2 separate regions of the Homo sapiens genome follow, and region 1 is linked to region 2. Evidence: chromatin contacts called from ENCODE Hi-C or POLR2A ChIA-PET data. All regions are on one chromosome and are shown on one strand. The core of a region is the stretch at or near the end of the contact, and the rest is flanking DNA. Distances in the headings are between cores, read along the strand shown.

Region 1 (5,350 bases), core at 357-2,856, 120 kb after region 2:
TTGGGAGGCTGAGGCCGGAGGATTACTTGAGCCCAGGAGTTCAAGACCAGCCTTGACCTCCTCTGTGTTAAACATAAAAAAATTAGCTGGGCATGGTGGTGCACACTTGTAATCCCAACTATTCAGGAGGCAGAGGCAGGAGGATTGCTTGAGCCCAGGAGTTCAAGACTGCAGTGGGCTACTGCACTTCAGCCTGGGTGACACAGCAAGGCCCCATCTTAAGGGGGAAAAAAAAGTCTGGAAAAGGCCAAAGGATACTCAGAAGAGAGATTTCACATCCTGTTAGGTAAAACTGCAGCTGTGACTATGGGGTTGGGAAAATTTCAGAAGCAGTAGGAGAAAATCAAGAACTTCCCCTTCCTAGTGTGGAAACAGGCTCTTGGGATCTCTCCTGCCTAATGATCCCTGAAGGAGAGAGGGAAACAAACATCTTAAGGAAAAGGAAGAAATCATCATGTTTCTTTTCTCCTGGAAACCAGGCCTGTTTCAGAGGGAATAAGAAAAGTCGGCTGGGTGCAGTGGCTCATGCCTGTAATCCCAGCACTTTGGGAGGCCGAGGCTGGAGGATCACGAGGTCAGGAGTTCGAGACCAGCCTGACCAATATGGTGAAACCCCATCTCTACTAAAAATACAAAAATTAGCCAGGGATGGTGGCGGGCACCTGTAATCCCAGCTACTCAGGAGGCTGAGGCAGGAGAATCACTTGAACCTGGGAGGCGGAGGTTGCAGTGAGCCTAGATGGTGCCATTGCACTCCAGCCTGGGTGACAGAGTGAGACTTCGTCTCAAAAAAAAATTTTAAGCAAGAAAGAAAAAAAAATCAGATTCGTGATAAGCTTGTCCCAAAACCTCAGGTAAGATTGATAGTCCATTTTAGGGTGCTGCTTGCCTCCTCTTCCATCTCTCCGCCTTTGGAGAGCAGATACCTGTCCATGCTTCTTCAAAGGGTGGAATGAGATCCCATCCATCTTACATGTATTCAACAGTAGCTTATTGAATGCTTCCTGTGTTCAGGGAGCTCTTCTAGGTATTGAAGAAGTGGCTGTGAATGAAAATAGACAAAACCAGACTGAGATAATGGTATGTAAAGTGTGATATGAATATGGGGGTCAGGCTCGCTCAATGCTTTTGCCATTTCCATATGGGATGATTCCAACAAGATACTTATAGTCAAGCTGTTAGAAATAAAGGCTTCCTTTCCCCTCTCCAGCTACCCCAATAAATCTGGGTCATTCATCATTGTTGTTCAGTTTGTACTGAGCAGCCCCAGTTAAGTGAGCTATGGTTATATTGAAATATCCACTTGGCCACGAATTGAGTGAAGGTGGGAGGTTCCTCCTGCTAATTCTCCTCCCCTCCCAATACACTTCCTGGCAACCCCCACGCGGAAAACCTCACCCTACTATAGGCCCCCTTCCTCCCACTCTTCAGAAGGCGGTGGCCCCACCCAGGAGAGGGCTGCAGATCGGGGCCAGCCCCAGGGCCTCCGCGGTGCCACCTCTCTCTCGCGAGGGTCCCTGCCGTGCCCCGGCTCGCCGCTGGGAGGCGCTGCGGCACCGGCGTAGGAGCCGCCGGCAGGGGTGGGGCGGGGCCGGCGGGACGGGGCAGAGGGCCCTGCGGCGGCGGACGCGGCGGGCTCGGCCACAGGTAACCCGCAGGAGCCGAGAGCGCTGCCTGGCGCGCGGGCGGCTGGAGGCACGGCGCTGGGCGGCGCCGAGGCCCTGGGGCCGCCGGAGCCAGCGGGAGCCAGTCCCCGTCTTCGCCCCTCGCCCCCCACCGTGTCGCCGGCCTTGGTCCCTGCGGCGCGGACGTCCGGCGCGGGAGAGAAAGGTACCAGGCGACCTCGCCGGCTCCCTGGGACCCCCGCTTACACCGGGGTGGGCGCCTCAGGTCGGGGAGGACGCTGTCGGGGGAAGGGGGCGCTGCTCCCTCGGCACCCCAGGATCGCCGACTGCCCGCGGAGGAGACCCGGACACCGCGCCTCGCCCCCTGGCCTGCGGCCTCCGAAAACGCCCGGCGCGAGGGGGTCCCCCCGGGGCGCCTCCCTCTTCGCCTGGCATCAGTTGCCTCCCTGGAATATGGAACTTCGGGCGAGGGAGGTGGAGAACTTTCTTCTGGGGCTCGTCCCTCGTTCTCCTGCTCGCTTGCAGTTTGAAGGAAGGGCGGTGGGGGCGGGGGTCCGAGTACCCCGCGGTCTGCGGCGCGTAGGAGGGTAGGTCCCTGGCCTGCGGCCGCCTCCGAATGACCCCGTCCCTCCCCGCCCTGGACGACAGCACTAGGGTGCAGTCGCAGGAGAGGGGCCGATACCCCTCAGGAGCCCCATCGGCGAAGCCTCAGCAAGTGGCATCTCCCGGGGTCCAGAGAGTCGGCGTGCTGTCTGGTTTGGGTCCAGACATCAGCTCACCCAAGCTTATCTTGGGCTTTTAAGTGTGTTGCTTCCGGTAGATCTCGGGGACTGGAGGGGAAGTGCAGCATTATTTGTGACCCAAGAGGGACTTGAATGTCTCAAAGCTGGTCAAGAATGTTTCCCCCGCGAGGTAGCATGAGATGGGTCACGTGGTAGTAAAGAGCCACTTCGGGCCCGTGAGATGGAGTTCTGACTCCACCACTTGTTAGGTGTGTGACTTTGGAAAACCCACTTCTTTAAACCTTAGTTTTTAGAACTCTAAACTGCAGGTATTGTACATAACCTCGTAGTATTGTGTTCATGCAGTGAAGTGATGGGAATGAAATGCTTGGCATTGTACTCTTGTGTGTTAGACACCTTTTGCGAACCTGTTGGATGTTGAATTCATTCATGCTTAGGTTCTGTTAGGCCAGTGTAAGTGGAAAGAACTTGGGCAATGAAGACAAACACACCTGGGTCCAAGGTGGTCCCATCCATGGTATACTGATTGGGGGTTTCTCATCCCCAAAACACCAATAGCAGCCTTGGCGGGGTTTTTGTTGTTGTTGTTTTGAGACAGAGTTTCGCTCTGTTGCCCAGGCTGTAAGCTTTGACCTCCTTAGCTCAACCGATCTTCCCACCTCAGCCTGGGACCACCACACCTGGCTAATTTTGAATTTTTTTATTTTACTAGAGACAGAGTCTCACTGTGTTGCCTAAGCTGGTCTCGAACTCCTCCTGTCTCAGCCTCCCAAAGTGTTGGGATTACAGGTGTGAGCCACTGTACTGGTCTGCAGCCTTGTTCTTGAGTGTAGTAGGTGTGTCTATACCGATACATGTTACACTTTGTCATCTTTAGTATTTGTTTAGCATATGGTAACAAAAAATTTTTTAAAAATTAGGGATACAAATTAAAATTGGGGAGTATTTTCTGCCCTCTAGGTCATACTGGACATGGGGGAAGGGTAGAAGAGGGATGAAGAGGAATTAAAGAGACCAGAAAACAACTAGTCGCAGTGTTGGGAGGTATAAACCAATGGTAATTTTTAAAAATGTGAATTTATTAACTCCTTGTTTTTTCATGGTGGCACCAAAAATTAATCTTAGTCTCCCACTTAAACTCATCAGCCTCCCCAAAGCCTTTCCAGATAAGCATATGCTCCATGTAAAAGCAGACTGCCTGCGATCCAACTCAGCTTAGAGACAAGGCACACTTCCAACTCCCAAGGCCTCCTTCTTGTATAGAGATGCTGGTGCTGCCACTGTGAAATACATCATACACTCAGACAGTATAAACCTTAGAGTGCAATGTAAAGAATAACAATAGATCACACCCAAGTACGAGTCACCCGGCTGAAGAACTAGAACATCGCCAGGCCCCTGGAGCCCCTGAGTACCCCTCTCCATTGCCTTCCACTCACTTCTCGCCTCCCACCCAAGGAACCACTATTCTGGATGTTGTGTTAACTTTTTCCCTTGCTTATATGAAAAACCCTGAGGAAAGGAAGTTTCCCAACAAGCATTTCCACAATAACCTGGAGCATTCTTTATTTTTCTTTTTTTCTCAAGGAGCATTGTTATTGAACTTAAAAGCAGGCTATTGAGGGTAAGATACAAACCACAAAAAAGCCGAAAGTCTCAAAGTCGGGGGATCTTTTAGTCTCTGTCTTCTTCCAAGTTTCTCCTGTCTCCCTGGCACGGATCCCGAAGGTGTGTTCTGTCTGTGTAGGGGAGACCCAGTCTCTTCCAACATAGATTGATGGCTGTGATTTTAAAAGCTTTGCTTGAGTCCCTAAGAAGTGGGAAAACAGTAATTTGGGTGCGTGCGTTTTAGAAGTTTTTTTAAAAATGCAAATTATCCAGAAGGCATTGTGTGGGATTTGAAGGATTAAGCTAAGAGTGACCTTTAAAAATGGTTTTAACAACCCAAATTCCTCTTCCTGGTTGATATGTTTGTGTTATTGTCTTTGTTTTATTTCTTCAAGGTCACATGGCTTTCCTTGGTGAATCTTACACTGTTTTGTTACTTCTTGGTTAAGGCAAAGATTCTGAAACTTGGTTTCATGGAGCCCTTAGTGTCTGAGTTAATTTTTTCACAATTCCCTTAGGCTTCAGTAGTTAGTAATTTTTTCACAATTCCCTTAGGTTTCAGTAGTTAGTAGTTAGGTTCAAACAACTGAGTATTTACTTAGAAGTTGTTTGAAAAAATAATATACATAAACTGAGAGAAAAAATATTTTACATCCTTTAAAGTCATAATTACTAACCGTATGTGTGTGCCTATACTACTTTTCAAACCTTGGGATCGTGTTGGACACTGCCACTCTCATTTCCTGTTTCACATTAATATTTCCGCAGCATTTGGCTTTTATCACAGCAGCCACAGAAAACCCAGCTTTGCAAAGATGTATTGTCTTGGATAGGAATGTAACATGATCTACTGTTGAAACTGCAAACTACCTCCAGTTAATAGGTTCAGCAGTGTCCAGACATGTTTGGTATACTAGTTTCCATTGAAATTTTCAGATTTTCTACATTGCCCATTTTAATTTGCTATAGTTGCAAAACACCCAGTCAGGGGGTCCAAAATAGTAAACTTTGAAAACATTATGCTAGGTGAAATAAGTTAGTCACAGAAGGGACAATATTGTATGATTCTGTTTATATTAGGTACCTAGAGTAGTCATACACATGGAGACAGAAAGTAGAATGGTAGTTACCAGGGGTAGGGGGAGGACAGAATAGGGAATTCATGTACTATTTTTGCAACTTCTATGTAAGACTAATATTATTTCAAAATAAAGTTTTTAAACGTTTTTTAAAAACAAATTCTGTTGATGGTGCCCCACTGCTGGACTGTACCAAGGCACTGAGGTTAGGGACAGCAGCAGAGAAAAGCTTAGGGGTGACATTATCTCTATTTCCCAGCTCTTCCTCATCCCGTCAAGGGGGAAGAGATGGAAG
Region 2 (4,822 bases), core at 2,265-4,764:
GGAAGGGCTCACCACCCCCCTTTTCAGCTGGAGAAACGGAGGTTCAGAGAGAGCAGGAAACATGGCCACATACGCTAGATGGCGGCAGAACCAAGGTCTGAACCTGATTTTCCTGAATTCCCAACTCCTTTTCCTTTGCCAAGACCCTCAGCAGTGGATGAGGGTCACTGTGTGGCTGGAAAGCAAAGCTGCTCCTGCCTCCAGCGGAACAGAACCACAGTGCAGACCCAGGAAGGATGGCCGAGGTAGGGGTAGTGAGGAGGCAGCAGATGGGGAAGGAAGCTACAGAGGGGGCTCCACGTTGAGACCTGCAGGGGCCTGACAGTACTGTCCAGGGCACAGCCCAGAGTCAGCTCTCAAGGGAGAAGTGCCTCCCTTGGCAAGAAAGAAGGGCAATCGTGTGGTCAGGAGGCCAACTTTGGCAGCAGGCCAGGAGGAGTAGGAATAAAGTTGGAAGGCTGAGAGCTGGGAGAACAGAACAAAACCAATAACAGCCAAGAGGAAACAGACTCACTCTGCAGCCATTTAGTACACAGAGACACAAAGCAGCAGAAAATAGGGGCTGGTCTTTGTAAAAGCAGCTGCTGGGCGGAATCATTGTTCTGTGTGCATGCCTTGGCTGGGGTGAGGCAGGGAAGGCTTCCAGGTTCAAAGAAGTCTTCACAGTGTGCATGTGTGAGGGTGACCATGTGCATAGTGTGTGCCCGTGAAGTCACATATGTGGCATGCGGTATGTGTGTGAGTGTGACCGTGTGTGTGAACAGGACTTCTAAGAAAAGGAGCAATCCTAAAGAGAGAAAGCACTCTAAGACTGTAATCAGAAGGGGTCTGGTCATTTTCTTATTTGTTCGTATAGCTTGACACCTGCGTGTCAATAATGAAAGTAATTTGGAAAAATAAATTGTCAGAGGCTTGGCTGAAATGTTCACAAGGAGGCGTCACCCTGTTGACTGTCTGACTGTGTGTGCATTCTCATGGATGCAGAAAGGCCCAGAACCACATTCCCTGTCCTTTTCCCCCAGCCTCAGTTTAATAAATATTTTACTTCCTTGAAATGTATGTGTTCATCTTTTCCCACTTTAACACCTCATGGGCTGGATTTCAACAAAGTCTCCTCCCCACTAAGAGTCAGAGCCCAGCTGTGCCCAGGCTCATGCGCGGGTTTGGGAATGAGACTGTGGACTTCTGAGGAAAAGTGAGACGGAGGTGCCGCCAAGCCCAGGCTGCTGAGTGGGGTCCCTGGGCACCCCAAGGGACTTGTGCTGAACCCCAGTTCTTACAGAATAGACAGTTTTGAACAGATTTTCCTCCAGTCTAAGTAAATCAGGAACCTACATTCTAGTGTTGGGAAGCCACTAGCAGGCCGTGTGACTTACTCATGCCCCTGAGCCATTTCAGCATCTGTCAAATGAGTTGACTTGGACAGTTTCCCAGTGTGTGCTCCATGGAGTAGGAATCCCACAAGACAGTCCAAAAAACTGTGGATTTTTTAGTTGTTTCTGAGAAGCCCTGCATAATTTATCCCTCTCTTCAAGATTCTCACAGTGCCTATTTGCATAACAAAGGTTCTAAAAGTTCTGCTGTAGAGACATCTGTTGAAAATGGTCTAAACCAGGGTTTTCCACGTTTTGGTGGCCCTGGAACCCCATTTCACTCAACAGCCATTCACGTTTCCCAAAATTAGAGTTCAGGGGACTTGCTGGGCCGATGACATCTGAGGCTCCTTCCAGTTTAACAGCCTATGGTTCTGGCAACCCAACCCGCATGGGTTGTTCAGAGCAGGGCCTCTGAGGGTTTTGATCTGTTTGCCTTCCGCTGAGTAGGACTAGGCTCCAGAGAGAGTAATTATAGGCTGGGTGTGGTGGCTTCTGCCTGTAATCCTAGCACTTTGGGAGGCCAAGGTGGGTGGATCACTTGAGGTCAGAAGTTTGAGACCAGCCTGGCCAACATGGTGAAACCCTGTCTCTACTAAAAATACAAAAATTAGCCAGGCATGCTGGTGCACGCCTGTAATCCCAGCTACTCGGGAGGCTGAGGCAGGAGAATCGCTTGAACCCGGGAGGTGGAGGTTGCAGTGAGCCAAGATTGCGCCACTGCACTCCAGCCTGGGTGACAGAGAGTCCATCTCAAAAAACAAACAAACAAATAAACAAAAGAGAGTAATAACCTCTCCCAGAGCAGCAGTTGCCACTGGGATACTGGAAGTAGAGGCTGTAACTCTTATTTATATTCAGGGTTTTTTTTTTTTTTTTCTAAAAATAAGAAATCAATTAAACTTTAACATACATATTTATAACAGCACATGTATGTGATTTGTAAGTAAATATGCATGTATTAGAGGTACAGTTTCAAAAACTTGTCATTGACAGCAGCGCATGTTCAAAAATGTTTGGGGACTGACCTAGAAAATGTGCCTCAAGATATTAATTTATATTCAAAACCACTAGTTTATCTGATGCTTAGTAGAATGGAAAATAAATGTGTAACATGCCACACATGGTGTTTATATCTTAGCTGCTTGTTCTTTTCTTATCTCCATGTCTAACAGTCCTTATGTCTACTTCAGGCCTGGAGTATGATGCTTCGTATGTCAATTCAAAATAAACTTCCTAAGGAACTTAGATTTGTAATGTAATGATTTTGAATGCAGATCCTGGGCTATTATTTCTTGGGAATGTCTCCATTACATCATGAAATTGCATTCACTGTTGTTCACACATATATTTCTGATAATTAAGCAAATTTCTGAACACCTCTTCTAAGATTCAAAACAGTAAAATGAAACCCAATATCATTATAAAGTTATTCTCTGGCAAATAATTTAAGGAAGACAACTCCCGTATGCATTTTTTTCTTAATAGTTCAGGCTAGGTTCCTATATACAGTTCTCCCCAAAATACTTGAGTGTAATTATTTAGCAGGTCATCGGTTGTAACCCTGAGAAACAAAGCAGCACAATGTGATTTGTACAGAGAATGATTTTACCCACTACGTCTCCAACTATTTATATCTGCCTCAAATCAAAATGCTTTGGCTGAACGCAGGCATCCGAAGGAAGGCTCATCCCAGTCTAGTTCTGCTCTCAATGCTTGTGACACATAGAGTATGTGTGCCCAGGGAGAGGCTGCGTTCAGTGAAGTAGCTGGGTTCTCATTCTCATAGGGCGATATCTCAATAGGACCTTAGCCCCCTGGGGAGCCATCCCACTGTGCCACTGCTGCTGCTACTATGCAGGGTAACCTCCCTCCTTTCCCACCTATGACTTTACCTTGGCTTGGGCATTTCCACCTGCCCTGTCCATCGCTTCCTCTTGGGTTTTCTGCTCTCCACGAGAACCATCAAGCAAAACAAGAACAAAATGAGTCTTGTAAAATAAGGCATTTTGTGGACATCTGTGAGGCAAAAAGCTGCTTTCCAGTAGCCTGTGGCAGAGCAAATCCCCCCTGGCTTGACCATTGATCCATCTGCTGCCTCCTGACGGGCTGCTCTGAGGGGCTGTGAGGGCAAGGCTGGCCAGGCTAGTTGTCCCGATTTACTATTTGATACTGACGCCCCACTCACCCCCTCCACTCCGGGCCATGACACAAACACCAGGCTTTGCCCTCCCTGCTGATTAGTGATTGGCCATTAGTCGAGAAGTTTGTCCTCATGAAATTCTGCTTCCACTGAATCCTAGAATAGCTTTGGCTAAAGCTGTTATATAAAAAATTAAATCTCTTGAACATGCCAGCTTTGTGCTGAGATTATTGGTCCATCTTCTGGCTGCATAAAACCAGTCTGTCCCATCCACCAGGGGGTCAGCTCGGATTCCAAGTAGATTTGCAGAGAGGACTTGGTGGACATTTAGATGGGTACATAAATGTGTTCAGGAAATGCTGAGTAAACATGAATGACCTGTTTCCTTAGGGTTGATTTATTTATGGAGCTAAGAGAATATGCTTTGCCTATGAGCAAGGATACTTCCTTTCTCACAAATATAGATCAACTTTTTCCAGTGAAAACATCAAAGCATAAAATACATTTTTAGTTTCAAGGATGACATTAATCATAGAATTCATGATTATGTAAGCTTTTCTTCCTACCATAAGCATTAAATTAACTTTGGCCTTTAACCCTAAAATGTATAAAATCAATCATAAATTAGGCTTTATTCCTATCCTGGGATATGGAATTAAGCACATTAGAATTGTAGAGATACATGTGGTTATGTCTAACCTACTGAACAAAATAGAATATGTTTAAAAACTACTCATTGCTTGCTATGTCCTGGCAATGGAAAATTTCATGGTAGAAACATAGGGAGATGAGGACAGAGATCAGGAGGTGGGATAGCCGTAAGTGAAACAGAATTGGGATTTTACTATGTATAAATGACAGAATCAAAAGAAGCTCTTTGATTCCCTTAAGCAAAGTGAGATGGCATGATCTACTTTATTTTTGAAATAATTCCTAATTGGGATCAGTCGAATCAGGGAACTTATGATGACAAAAGAGAATAAGGTCCTGCTCTGAGGGAAGCGAAGAAGGAAGAAGAGAAAGGAAGACAGAAGAGTGAGATACTCAAGTTAGTTCTGCGGTAGCATACATTTGGTGCCTGTGCAGATAGAGTAGAAGGTGAGAGACAGAAAAGTCAACAATAATATCAAGAATTCTACGGTGGCTCACACTTGTAATCCCAGCACTTTGGCAGAGGCAGGTGGATTACCTGAGGTCAGAAGTTCAAGACCAGCCTGGCCAACGTGGTGAAACCCCATTTCTACTAAAAATACAAAAATTAGCCAGGTGTGGTGGTACGTGCCTGTTAATCCCAGCTATTCAGGAG

The links. Hi-C counts contacts between places; a loop is a spot of excess contacts on that map. ChIA-PET counts read pairs that join two places held with the same protein, here RNA polymerase II (POLR2A). Pooled maps may share reads with other maps.
Region 1: a map of K562 shows a loop between it and region 2 (4-fold over the local background). The contact joins the promoter of ANKRD6 here to the promoter of GABRR2 in region 2. A Hi-C loop is called at or near these places in 1 of 168 maps with a recorded cell type or tissue (K562), 1 of 37 single-sample maps with no recorded cell type and 5 of 50 pooled maps. POLR2A ChIA-PET finds 5 or more read pairs at or near these places in 1 of 52 experiments (OCI-LY7).

Annotation. Positions count from the first base shown.
Region 1 is chr6:89,431,546-89,436,895 of GRCh38, forward strand. ANKRD6 (ankyrin repeat domain 6) reads left to right here and starts at 1,607. Exons shown (of 16, transcript NM_001242809.2): 1 at 1,607-1,830. It overlaps LOC124901360 (a long non-coding RNA gene), which reads right to left. Exons shown (of 2, transcript XR_007059675.1): 1 at 1,872-5,350; 2 at 1-1,042. RefSeq lists a silencer at 1,399-1,878.
Region 2 is chr6:89,311,785-89,316,606 of GRCh38, forward strand. GABRR2 (gamma-aminobutyric acid type A receptor subunit rho2) reads right to left here and starts at 3,515. Exons shown (of 9, transcript NM_002043.5): 1 at 3,269-3,515. The coding sequence starts at 3,381.